2 separate regions of the Homo sapiens genome follow, and region 1 is linked to region 2. The links are chromatin contacts, found by Hi-C or POLR2A ChIA-PET in ENCODE. All regions are on one chromosome and are shown on one strand. Each heading gives the region's core, a stretch centred on a gene start or an enhancer-like site at or near the end of the contact. The rest is flanking DNA. Distances are from core to core; before and after follow the strand shown.

Evidence for each region. A loop is a pair of places that touch in the nucleus more often than their neighbours do. ChIA-PET counts read pairs that join two places held with the same protein, here RNA polymerase II (POLR2A). Pooled maps may share reads with other maps.
Region 1: a map of K562 shows a loop between it and region 2 (4-fold over the local background). The contact joins the promoter of ARSF here to the enhancer-like site in region 2. A Hi-C loop is called at or near these places in 10 of 168 maps with a recorded cell type or tissue (CD14-positive monocyte, Caco-2, Calu3 and 7 more), 10 of 37 single-sample maps with no recorded cell type and 16 of 50 pooled maps. POLR2A ChIA-PET finds 5 or more read pairs at or near these places in 1 of 52 experiments (activated CD4-positive, alpha-beta T cell).

What each region holds. Positions count from the first base shown.
Region 1 is chrX:3,037,805-3,044,274 of GRCh38, forward strand. ARSF (arylsulfatase F) reads left to right here and starts at 3,667. Exons shown (of 11, transcript NM_001201539.2): 1 at 3,667-3,859.
Region 2 is chrX:2,884,302-2,891,239 of GRCh38, forward strand. No RefSeq gene overlaps it. Among named protein-coding and RNA genes, the nearest start is that of ARSD-AS1, 17 kb to the right of the region's middle. RefSeq lists enhancers at 5,404-5,995, 5,664-5,753. Within about 2 kb of position 5,595, at least 2 of the 41 ENCODE cell types and tissues checked have a DNase peak (open chromatin) inside an H3K27ac peak, as active enhancers do; they include body of pancreas, where a contact is called at or near this core.

The DNA.
Region 1 (6,470 bases), core at 2,417-4,916, 150 kb after region 2:
AATGGACTCACAGTTCCACATCACTGGGGAGGCCTCACAATCATGGCAGGAGGCAAAAGGCACATCTCACATGGTGGCAGGCAAGAGAGAAAAAAGAGCCAAGTGAAACCTCTTATAAAACCATCAGATCTCATGAGGCTTACTCACTACCATGAGAACAGTGGAAACCACCCCCATGATTCAATTATCTTTCACTGGGTTCCTCCTGCAACACGTGGCAATTATGGGAGCTACAGTTGAAGATGAGCTTTGGATGGGGACACAGTCAAACCATATCACCTGAGGTATGGAGAGACTGAAGAAAATGAATGTGCCATTTTTGATCTTTACAGAGGGTTTCAAATTTGCAAATGCTCAAAAATGTTATCCCTCAAAGACCTTTGAGGAAAAAGTTAGTTGATTGACTCCAGCAAAATGGAATGTAATACAAGAAAGGCGAGAGTAGACAAGCACAGTGGCTCATGCCTGTAACCACAGCATTTTGGGAGGCTGAGGTGGGAGGATCGCTTGGGTCCAGGAGTTCAAGACCAGCCTGGACAACATAGTGCAATCTCATCTTTACTAAAAATTCGTTTAAAATTGCTGAGTGTTTACTAAAAATTTGTTTAAAATTGCTGAGTGGCACATGCCTGTAGTCCCAGCTACTCAGAAGGCTGAGGTGGGAGGATCACTTGAGCCCAGGACATTGAAGCTGCAGTGAGCTATGACTACACTACTGCACTCCAGCCTGGGTGACAGAGCAAGACCCTGTCTCAAAATACTACTACTACTACTACTAATAATAATAATAAAAAGAAGAGAGTACACAGGAAGCAGTGCTGAATAAATAAATGTATAAAACAAAGTCTGAATGTGTTAGTGCACAGTTGTGAAAATAATCTGGAATTAACATTTCACATGGGAGGTAATTGAAAGAGCAGAGAAGAAAGAGAGAATGAGCATATGTTCATGTTTTTGTTTCGTCTGGGAAGAAGACATAGGTAATGACTATCTTTATATTTGATAGAAAATATAAGCTTAAATACGTGTGCTGACAGGTGAAAGGTGGTTACCACCAGAAAACTAGAAAAGATGTGTACAAGTTTCAGAGCCTTAATGGGAAATGCGTGGATTGAAGAAAACCTGATTCATGCAATCAGAGGTGGGTGGGAAAGAATTACACCGAAGAAGCAGAAAATCTGATATGTGTAAAAAAGGGAAAATAATATAAAGTGAAACTGCAGGACTCAATCCAAATATAACCATGATCATAATAAACATGGATGGATTAAAATTCCTTTAAAAAAGATAGGCTTTCTGAATGGGAAAATAAACATAAAATCCGGACATACGGTAGTGTAGGAGGCAGCTTAATTAAAAACAAACAAAATGTTGAAAATAAATGGATGCATTTGATATGATTCTGTTCCACTATCCAATCTAAGTAATGGTCAATTATTTTATAGATTGTTCTTCAGTTTTTTTTTTTTTTTTTGAGACAGAGTCTTCCTTTATCCCTCAGGCCGGAGTGCAGTGGTGCGATCTTGGCTCACTGCAACCTCTGCCTCCCAGGTTCAAGCAATTCTCATGCCTCAGCCTCCACAATTGCTGGGAGTAGAGGCACCTGCCACCACGCCCGGCTAGTTTTTGTATTTTTAGTAGAGACGGGGTTTCACCTTGTTGGCCAGGCTGGTCTCGAACTCCTGATGTCAGGTGATCCGCCCGCCTCAGCCTCCCAAAGTGCTGGAATTACAGGCTTGAGCCACTGTGCCCAGCCTTCAGTTTGGTTTTGTCCAGTGTTTTCTCATGATTAGACTGAGGTTATGCATTTTTGGCAAAAAAATCATCAGAATTGATGTAAGTTTTCAGTGTGTCATGTTACGGAGTGCATGATGTCTGTATGTCCTGTCCTGGTGATGTTAAATTTCATCACCTGGATTAAGTGGTGTCTGTTGGAATTCTCCACTGTGAAATTATTATTTTTTCTGATCCAGGAAAGGTTAAGCAAGAGTCTGGCACCATTTTAAGTCTAATAAGAAACATTTACTACCTGATTTCTCTGAAGCCTGCTACCTGCGGGCTACATGTGCATAATAAAAACTTTGGTCTCCTCAACGCCTTATCCTCACCCAGACATTTCCTTTCTACTAATTACAGGTCTTTAATCAGAAAATCCTGGAATCCACCTACGACCTGGAAGTTCCTCACTTTGAATGGAATCCCACCTTTCTGGACTAAGCCAATGTACATCTCACATGTGTCGATTGATGTCTCCTGTCCCCGTAAATTGTATAAAGCCAAGCTGTCACCCAACCACCTTGGGCACTTGTTCTCAGGACCTCCTTGGGGCTGTGTCGTGAGCCATTGGTTAAATGAATAACTCTTTTCAAATATTTTACAGAGTTTGACTCTTTTCATGGACATTAATTGGTGCCCTACACGTGGGGCCTCAGAAAAGACTCAGAATCCTTGACGCAGTTGCCCGAACCCGGAGCTAAGTTACCCGCAGGGCCATTGGAAGCCCTCCCTGGCTTTAGGTTTCTCCTCCAGTGGAACCGGTGAGTCCTCTGCAGCTCTGGACCTTCCATTTGGTTGATGGTCCTTGGTTCATTCTGAGCTGTTTTTCTACCTCCTTTTTATTTTTCTCCTAGGAAGTTGTTGTATAGGATCCTACTTTAGGTTTGGTGGTGCATTCTAAATGGTCTTCTCCACTGCCCTTTTCCCCCCAAATTAATGTCGATTGGCCTGTGAGTACATTTGCGTGAGAGACTGAACTGCCACTTTTGTGGCATAATTTTGAATTGCCAAACGAGAGGCTGACCTCCTCAGCTTGGAAAAGAAAGGGAGTTTTGCTCCTCCTAGCCAAAAACCACCCCTGGGTGGTAGGGGTTGAGTGGGAGTCTCTGGGGGATTGACTCCTGCCATGATGTGCAGTGACCCTACAGGGAACCACACAACAAAATTAATTTTAAGAGGCTCATCCAGGAGACAGGTGTAAGAGCTGATCACTTGCTATGTTGAGCCCTGTCAGAGGTCTAGACCTCTGGAGAGAGAAACTCAGACACGTGAAAGGGTAGAAAGACTCAGTGGTGACACACAGTGTAGTCCCTCTCACAGCCAGCACACTTCAATCCACCCTACTAAAACCCAGGCCACAGTTTAGTTCCTCATTTTAAAATAAAAGTGGGAGACATAGCATGTAAGGATGAGGAAAGGCGGAGAGAGCGACCCCCATTTGGGCACCCCTTTTGGTTCTCTGGTTCCTCTACTTGCAAGTATTTGTGTAAGCGGGAAAAGCTTGAGGGCATGCCAGGTCAAACAAGAAGCTTCCTGTTACATATTATGTCTGTGCTTGTTCACACTTTAAACTGCTGCACACATTACACCAGAGAAAATTCCAGCCCAAAGGTCAACCTGCAACCAATCAGTTCCTAAGTCCTCTATTTTGCTATTTTCTTTTCTGCCTACTTTAAATCTTCTGTTTACTTTTTGTTCTTTTCTTTTCTTTTCTTTTTCTTTTTTTTTTTTTTTGAGACAGAGTCTTGCTCTGTCACCCAGGCTGGAGTGCAATGGCGCTATCTACTGCAGCCTCTGCCTTCCAGGTTCAAGCGATTCTCCTGCCTCAGCCTCCCCAGTAGCTGGGATTACAGACGTGCGCCACCACGTCTACGTAATTTTTGTATTTTTAGTGGAGACAGGCTCTCACCATGTTGACCAGGCTGGTCTCGAACTCCCGACCTCAAGTGATCCGCCGGCCTCGGCCTCCCAAAGTGCTGGGATTACAGGCGTGAACCACCACTCCTGGCCCTTCTGTTACTTTTCCACTGCTGTTGAGATAGAAGTCACTGTTGGGATCCAACCTTTTTGTTTGTATAAACTGGTGAGTTTGTGTTGATATCTCTTGCTAGAGTTCTGAAGTAAAAGCTATAGGATCTTTGTGTGAGTGTGCATGCGTATTTAGATGTGTTTATGTACATGCACATATGTGTGCACATATACATTTTTTACGTGCTTTAGCCCTGAAGTGTCAAATTGGCTTCAAGTCAAAGAGTACTCATAAATTAAATAATAAGCCAAAACGCTTTTCAAGTTCACGTGACTTACATAAATCTTTAATAAATAAGCTGGCTTTAAAATTATTGGTACGATAGTATTAGAAATATCTTAAAAATTGTCAGCATACATGTTTGTTTGCATTTACTGATCAAGCAGTTTCATATTTACCTCTGACAGATATTATAAGGTGTCAAAATTTGGCATAAGGCTTACAAAACTATAAACCCAGCAACCCAGCATGAAACACAATAATCTTTGTTTCTGTACTTTTTGAGAAATAAGACGTTTAATGTTATTAGTGTAGTAAAAAGAGCTAAATCCCAAGTTATCAGTAAAATATATATATATTTAAAATTTTTGCTTAGGCAAACACAGAAAATTCATAGACTATAAAAATGGTTAACAGGGAAATAACTTTAAATGATGACTATCAGAGTTTTCACAGATAATCTAGGTAAAAGATTTTATAAAATTAATTAGGTAAATGTAATGAAACAAATGCCTGTAAATAAATATAATTTAGAATCTAAAGTTAAATAATAGATATTCACTAAATGTCTGGGCCATTTTCAATTTAAATAAATTGTATTATAGAAAAACTTTTCTAAAAAATATGTTCTTATTCAAAGCTAAGTTATTTTCATCTAATTCCATGTTTATTTATTTATATTTTTTGAGATGGAGCCTCGCTCTGTCTCCCAGGCTGGAGTGCAATGGTGCAGTCTCAGCTCACTGCAACCTCTGCCTCCCAGGTTCAAGCGATTCTCCTGCCTCAGCCTCCCTTGTAGCTGGGATTACAGGTGCCCACCACCATGCCTGGCTAATTTTTGTAATTTTAGTAGAGATAGGGGTCTTGCCATGTTGGCCAGGCTGGTCTCGAACTCCTAACCTCAGGTGATCCACCCACCTAAGCCTCCCAAAGTGCTGGGATAACAGGTGCAAGCCACCGCACCCGGCCAGATTCTAGGTTTATTTAAGGGTTATTTATGAAATATGGTAAAAGGAACCAAGAAACAAGAGATGTAAAGAAAGTTAGGCTGCGTGCATTGGGTCACACCTGTAATCCCAGCACTTTGGGAGGCTGAGGCAGGCGGATCATGAGGTCAGGAGTTTGAGACCAGCCTGACCAACACAGTGAAACCCCACCTCTACTAAAAATATAAAAATTAGTCAGGCATGGTGGCATGTGCCTGTAATCCCAGCTACTCAGGAGGCTGAGGTAGGAGAATTGCTTGCACCCGGGAGGCAGAGGTTGCAGTGAGCCAAGATCGTGCCACTGCACTCCAGGCTGGGTGACAGAGCGAGACTACTCCATCTCAAAAAAAAAGAAGAAGAAAGTTACAAGGAGGTATTTTTGGTAAGAAATGTTAAAAGAAAAATAATTTTGTATGAGAAAGAATCTTGTTGTTTAAGAGAGATGTTTAGGACAGAACAGAAAATCCAAGCAGGTTGTATATGGTCTGTGCAAGTCATAATACAGTCTGTAAAAAAGGAATTCAAAAAAATTTTTATGTAATTAAGTTTGCTATAACTAAAAGGAAATTATAATCATTCTAGGTATTGGACTTCAATAATAAAAATACAGTAATGCAAAAGGAGATCATTGGTTAGAACAAGATTTTCTTAAAATACTGATGTACTCAGTGAAATTGCAAGAAGTTTTTTATTTTTGAATTCCATAATCTCTTCTTGAAATTCTTCAGATGGACATCCTAGGGGTTCCACTTCTGCTGCATCCTGCTTGCCTCAGAGCTTTCCCTCTTTTGAAAAGGCCTGGGATGGTAACTCTCTCCTTCAACTTTTGCTGGCTCCCGTAATTTTTTAAAAATTAATAGTCTAAAGGAAGAGAGAGAATTTTTGAAAACAGGCAAGTGAAAAATGTTATAGGATGTGCCTCTATCTGTGTGTCTGTCTATAAGTTTATTTATTGTCTGTTTGTTTGATTGATTTGTTTATTTTGGAGACAGGGTCTCACTCTGTCACCCAGGCTGGAGCGCAGTGGTGTGATCTTGGTTCACTGTTCCCTTGAGCACTGGGCTCAAGGGATCCTCCTGCCTCACCTCAGCCATCCATGTAGCTGGAACCACAGGTGCATACTATCTCGCCCAGCTAATTTTTTGTATTTTTTATGTAGAGATGGGGTTTTGCCATGTTGGCCAGGCTGGTCTCAGTCCTGAGCTCAAGCGATCCACCCGTCTTGGCCTCCTAAAGTGCTAGGATTACAGGCGTGTGGCACCATGCCTGGCCTTGTCTGTAAGTTTCTATCTGTCATGAGGAAGTAATATTTCAGTACCAAATTATATGAAAGAGCTCTAATCAAATGGCTTAAAGAAAAGTAAGTGCTTATCAGACAACCAAAAGCTAGCTCAGATGCTTTTAATTGACATTCCTTTAGTAATCTTTGGTAAGACTAATTTGGTAAATTTAATTTCAAA
Region 2 (6,938 bases), core at 4,345-6,844:
ATTTTTCAGAATTGCTGGTCACAGTGAAATGCATAGAACTGTTTACTTCTAACTTTTTGCGATCTTGCAGGATCTCTTTAGGAAAGGTACCCATTTTCTGAACTTTGCTTTGTCAGTTTCATTCATTCATTCGTCATATGCTTATTGAGTGCTCTCTTTATACCCAGCTGTGTGACATGGGACAAATCAATACACCATAAGTTTGGGAATATACACTTTTTTCCACGAGAAATCCTCATTGTCAGAAGTATCTTCATTCAATGGGCACAATATGCTGTGTATCTCACTGGGTGGCTGTCAGGGGCCACCGAGAGTGTCGTTAAAAATGGGCATGTTGATTGACGTCTCATGTCTCCCTAGAATATATAAAACCAAACTGTGCTTTGGCCACCTTGGGCACATGTCGCCAGGACCTCCCGAGGCCGTGTCGCAGGTGTGTGTCCTCAACCTTGGCAAAAGAAACTTTCTAAACTAACTGAGACCTGTCTCAGATTTTCAGGGTTCACAGGTACAGTGCTGAGTACGTGGGTGGGGGTACCTCACTACCATAGAAAATACCCTAGTGACAAACCGGCACGTGTACCCCTTAGACCTAACATAAAAGTTGAAATTATTTAAAAATAAATAAATAAATATTATGAGATTATTATCTTGTGGCAAGTGGAAATGATGTGGGAAGGAAAGGATTTCTAGATCTGTCGAATTGGCAGGGTGGATTGATGCCTACAGATCCACAGGAATAAGTTATAGTATTTTTGTTCCTCAAAGCCACTTGGTCGAATCCTGCCAAAACCTTTGGCTGATGCTTGGAAGCACGAAACAGGTCCTAGTGTTAACGCGTTTTGGGGTGGAACTGTAGTTTGAAGCAGAAAGGGGTTTCTTTCTGACCACCACCCTTGAATTAGGAAAAGCAGAGCAATTCTTTCTGGTTTCATAGGCCTCTGCTCTTTAGTGTACAGTACCATTTTAAAAATTATTTATTTATGTATCTTTGGCCGATTACAGTGACTCACACCTGTACCTGGTACTTTGGGAGGCCAAGGCGGGCAGATCGCCTGAGGTCAGGAGTTCAAGACCAGCCTGGCCAACATGGTGAAACCCCGTCTCTACCAAGAATACAAAAATTTGTCAGGCATGGTTGTGCATGCCTGTAATCCCAGCTACTCAGGAGGCTGAGGCAGGAGAATCACTTGAACCCAGGAGGTGGAGGTTGCAGTGAGCTGAGATCACACCACTGCACTCCAGCCTAGACAACAGAGTGAGACTCTGTCTCAAAAAAAAAAAAAAAAAGAAAGAAAAATAAAATAATTAAATCATCTATTTTAATTATTTTATTATTTTTTATTTTTATTTTTTTGACACGGAGTCTCACTCTTGTCCAAGCTGGAGTGCAGTGGCCCGATCACCGCTTCCTGCAGCCTCCAACTCCAGGGCTCAGGTGATCCTCCCACCTCAGCCTCTCAAGTAACTGGGATTACAGGCATGTGCCACCACACCCAGCTAATTTTTTTAAACTTTGTAGAGGCAGGGTCTCATAGGAGTCTCACTATGTGGCCCAGGCTGGTCTCCAACTCCTGGCCTCAAGCATTCCTCCTGCTTTGGCCTCCCAAAGTACTGAGGATTACAGGCATGAACCACTGTGCCTGGCCCCCATTTTTTTTAATAGATCAAATGAGTTGCATAGGTTTACAAACTTGATGTCTTCTATCCCTGCTCTATCCATCATCCTAAGAAACAAAATGAAGTTTTTATTGGCACAGACAATATCTGTTGGAAGCACATTCGTGCAAATCCAGCTATACCTAGTATGTGACATGTACTGTGCAAGAATATACTTTACACGGGATTGTAGCATGCCTTGAGGATGCTTGTCTGGATTCCATTGCATAGTTGCTAAATGCTGATGCTCTGTGAGTCTGTCATTATTGCAGCATTCATGGCCCAACACTCAGCTGCACAAAAGAGCTTTTCTGTTTCTCTTTCCCTCCCTAGCACACTCCTCTTGACTATCACTACTATGTTTTGATTGTTCAACGTGTAAAACAGTCCAATTTATTATTTTTTTAATGTTTAAACTGTTCCTTTTTTTTTTTTTTTTTAAACGACACAGGGTCTTACTCTGTTGCCCAGGCTGGAGTGCAGTGGCATGATCATATAGCTCACTGCTGTCTCAACCTCCTGGGTTCAACTGATCCTCCCATCTCAGCCTCCCAGGTGGCTGGGACTACAGGCAAGAGCCACCATGTCTGGCTCAAATTGTACCAGATTTACCAGTGGGACTCTCCTCACTTTAGATGGATTCTTAAGTCTATGAACTAATCCCATTAGTCTTTTTAAATTTTTATTTATTTTTGTTTGAGACAGAGTCTCGCTCTGTCACCCAGGCTGGAGTGCAGTGGCACGATCTCAACTCACTGCAACCTCCACCTCCCGGGTTCAAGTGATTCTCCTGCCTCAGCCTCCCGAGTAGCTGGGATTATAGGCGCGTGCCACCACGCCTGGCTAATTTTTGTGTTTTTAGTAGAGACGGGGTTTCGCCATGTTGGTCAGGCTGGTCTCCAACTCCTGGCCTCAAGTGATCTGCCTGCCTTGGCCTCCCAGAGTGCTGGGATTCCAGGTGTGAGCCACCGCACCTGGCCCCCATTAGTCTTTGATCACTTCCTTGCTTCCTGGCAAAATGAGATTCTCCAGAACCATCATAGATTTTCTCCCCTCACACCTGGGGCCAGGCATTTCTCCAAGGTCTTATTTTTAAGAACAAGCCAATTTTTATGTTCTAAATTGACTTCACACCTCCTCAGGGAAACGCAGCCAGTAGTTTAAAAACATCTTTGTAACAAATGAACGCTAAGCCCCACATCTTCTCTCCTTATCTATAAAAGAGGGATTACAATACCACATGCTCATGGGAATTTTCTGAGGATAAAACGAGACAATAAACATAAAGCTCTTAGCACAGTCTGTGGGAACAATTAAGCATGAAAGCATGAGCTGCTGCTCTCATTGTCAACATCCGATTGAAATCTTGTTTTTGAGACAGGGTCTTACCGTGTTGCTTAGGCTGGAGTGCAGCGGCACCGTCAGGGCTCACAGCAGTCTTGACCTCCCAGGCTCAAGTCATCCTCTTGCCTCAGTCCCCCTAGTACCTGGGACGACAGACTTGCACCACCATGCGCAGGTAATTTTTTTTTTTTTTTTTCAGTAGAGACAGATTTCGCCATGTTGCCCAGGCTGGTCTCGAACTCCTGGACTCAAGCGATCTGCCCACCTCTACCTCCCAAAGTGCTGGGATTACAGGTGTGAGCCATCGTCCCTGGCCTTATTGAGATCTTTAGAGATACTGCCAATAACTTGGGTTTTAAAAATTATATTGCTTGAGCCCAGGAGGTGGAGGCTGCAGTGAGCCAAGATCACGCCACTGCACTCCAGCTTGGGTGATATAGTGAGACTATGTCTCAAAAAAAGAAGAAGAAGAAAAAATTACCATTAAGATAAAAAATGTTTATGACTGTGTATGACGTTTACAAATTTAGCCAGCCTACGCAACAGAGCAAGACCCTGTCTCAAAAAAAAAAAAACTTAGAAATATTAGTAAACATGGTAGACGCCTGTTCATTAATTCTGCTTGAACAGGTGGTCAAGGAAAAGAAATGACTTGAATACAGCTAAGGGCTTTTATTCAGCAGATCCTCACCAGACGGCCCCTGTGCACAGATAATTGATTCACTGTGGCACAGCAGGATCTGAGTTTTGTAAGATGAGGAGAGAGGGGTACATGTTTTTGAGGACTGGCCCAAATTTCACTTTTCTGGCCAGGCGCAGTGGTTCTCGCTGGTAATCCCAGCACTTTGAAGGGCCGAGGCGGGTGGATCACTTCAGGTCAGGAGTTCGAGACCAACCTGACAACATGGCAAAACCCCATCTCTACTAAAAATATGAAACCTAGCCAGGCGTGGTGGTGTGCTCCTGTAATCCCAGCTATTTAGGAGGCTGAGGCAGGAGAATCGCTTGAACCTTGGAGGCGGAGGTTGCAGTAAGCCGAGATCGTGTCACTGCACTCCAGCCTGCGCAACAGAGCAAGACTCTGTTTCAAAAAAAAAAACAAAAACCAAAAAACAAATTACACTTTTCTTCATCTTCAGCTGTTGCAAAACCTGGCATCGTGTCCATTGGAGACTGTCGTTGCTGTGGTTTCAATACCTCTTTCATGGTATTATGGGTGCAATCCCTTTTCAGCAACTCTCAGAACAGTTTATTTTGCAAGGCTTTGCAATATGTCAAGGTTCAGGGGAAAGTGGGGGTAACAAAAAGGGAGGAGAGGAGAAAACGGAAGAGAAAAATATAGGAAAAGGAGGCAAGAGTTGAAGCAACATAAACTGGGGTCTCTCTATGTTTTATTGTAGTGCAAACACAAAACATTAAATTTATTATCTTAACCATTTTCAAGAGTACAGTTCAGGCCAGCTGCGGTGGCTCATGCCTGTAATCTCAGCACTTTGGGAGGCCACGGTGAGTGGATCTCTTGAGCTCAGGAGATGGAGATGAGCCTGTGCAACATGATGAAACCTCGTCTCTACAAAAAAAATACCAAAATTTAAAAAAGGGGGGGAGTAGAGTTAAGAGTTCAGTAGAGTTAAGTCTAATCACATTGCTGTGCATGGGTCTCCAAAACTTTTTCATCTTGCAAAACTGAAACTCTGTGCCTGATAGCAGTGGGGAGATCCGAGTTACCCTGAGTTACCAGTGGCGAATCTGTAGGGGTCTGCGGCAATTTCAATACTTGCCTCCTTGGAAGAAAGAATTTGACTGAGGGCGTAAGGCAGAAAAAGAGACCAAGGCAAGTTTCAAAGCAGGAGTGGAAGTTTATTTTAAAAAGCCTTAGAACAGGAGGAAAGGAAGGTACTCCTGGAAGAGATGCAAGTGCATGCCTGAAGGTCAAAGAGAGCGAGAGCGAGGGAGTCTAACCTTGATCCTGGGAGTTTACGTGCTGGCCTCTTTCTTACCCATGATTCTTCCCTTGGGGTGGGCTGCCCACATAAGCAGTGCCCTCCTTACCCTTGGAAAGTGAGCATGTGCGGTGTGTTTAGGGATTGTACGAATGCCGGTCTGAGACTTTCTTCCTTTTCTGGTGGAGGCTCCCGGAAGGTCATACTTCATACTTCACCATTTCATCTCTTTTCCCTGGCATTTGCAGTCAATTAACACTTTAATGTTAATAGCTGTGTTACTGGAAAGGAGTCCAGATCCAGACCCCAAGAGAGGGTCCTTGGAGCTCGTGCAGGAAGGAATTCTGAGTGAGTTCATAAAGTGAAAGCAAGTTTTTTAAGAAAGAAAAGGAATACACGAATGGCTCTTCCATAGACAGAGCAGCCCCGAGGTCTCCTGGTTTCCCATTTTTATGGTTATTTCTTGATGATATGCTAAACAAGGGGTGGATTATTCATTCTTTCCCTTTTTAGACCATACAGGGAGACTTCCTGACGTTCCCATGGCATTTGTAAACTGTCACAGCGCTGGTGGGAGTGTAGCAGTGAAGACCACCAGAGGTCACTCTTGTCACCATCTTGGTTTGGGTGGGATCTCGCCGGTTTCTGTACTGCAACCTGTTTTATCACCGAGGGCTTTGTGCCGACCTCCCGTCTCATCCTGTGACTATGAATGCCTCACACACCTCCTGGGAATGCAGCCCAGCAGGTCTCAGCCTCATGTTACCCAGCCCCTATTCAAGATGGAGTGGCTCTGCCTCCAGTGCCTCTGATAGTGTCACAGGCCGTGCTCACTCACATTTGGCTCAGAATAAATCTCTTCAAATATTTTAGAGTTTTACTCTTTATCGGCATCATCTTGTCCAATTCCAATGAGGAGCTCTTGAAAGCTAAAACCAAGAAGTCTTCCCCATGGGAGAAGCACCCCCAAATCTTGTTCTCACCAATCAGGCGCATTCGCGGTTCTTCCTTTCCTCCCCTTCTCCTCCTGCACCACTTGCTGCTTCCCTTCTCCCACGAATGCTCTCCAGGACCTGCTGCACTTCTCACAGTGCCCTAACTCTCGGCTCTGCAGGAAAATGACTTCACAGGAATTTCTCCTTGTAAAGATTTTATAACCCAATGGATGGACCCTGATGGGACAAAACCCAGGGGTGAAAAATTAAAATGGCAATGTTACTGGAGACGGGTCCCTATCTAGATTCCAAGAGAGGGTTCTTGTGTTGTACCCGAGCGAGTTAGAAAAACGCCACACTTTGAGACGATTTAAGAGTCCTTTATTAGCCGGCGACCGAGAGACGGCTAACGCTCAAAATTCTCTCGGCCCCGAGGAAGGGGCTTGATTAACTTTTAGATCTTGGTTTAGGAAGGGGAGGGCGGGGGGTCTAGTGAAAACCATTTTACAGAAGTAAAGTAGGCAAAAAGTTAAAAGGATAAATGGTTGCAGGAAAGTAAACAGTTCCAGGTGCAGGGGCTTTAAGACTATTATAGACGCGAGGCTTTGGGCGTTACTAATCAGACGAATTCCCGGGAACTGCGGATGTAGCTCGCCACAGTATCTTATCAGTTAACTGCATTCTTGGATGTGCTGGGAGTCAGCCTGCACGAGTTCAGTCCTTGAGGAAGGGGCTGCCAGTGAAAGAGCCAAGGTGGAGTCTGGCTGGCTCTCTTAGCTAAGGGAGAGTCCATTCAGGTGGAAAGAAGGCTAGGTGAGTAGAGGAAAAGGGAGAGTCTAAAAACAGGTTAGTAAAAACCAGGTTGGGCATTACACTTGGATCTTGCGGCAAGAAAGAATTCGGGGCGAATCCATAGAGTAAAGTGAAAGCAAGTTTATCAAGAAAGTAGAGGAATAAAAGCATGGCCACTCCATAGACAGAGCAGCAGCATGGGCTGTTGGTTGCCTTTTTTAATGGTTATTTCTTGATTAGATGCTAAACAGGGGTTGGATTATTC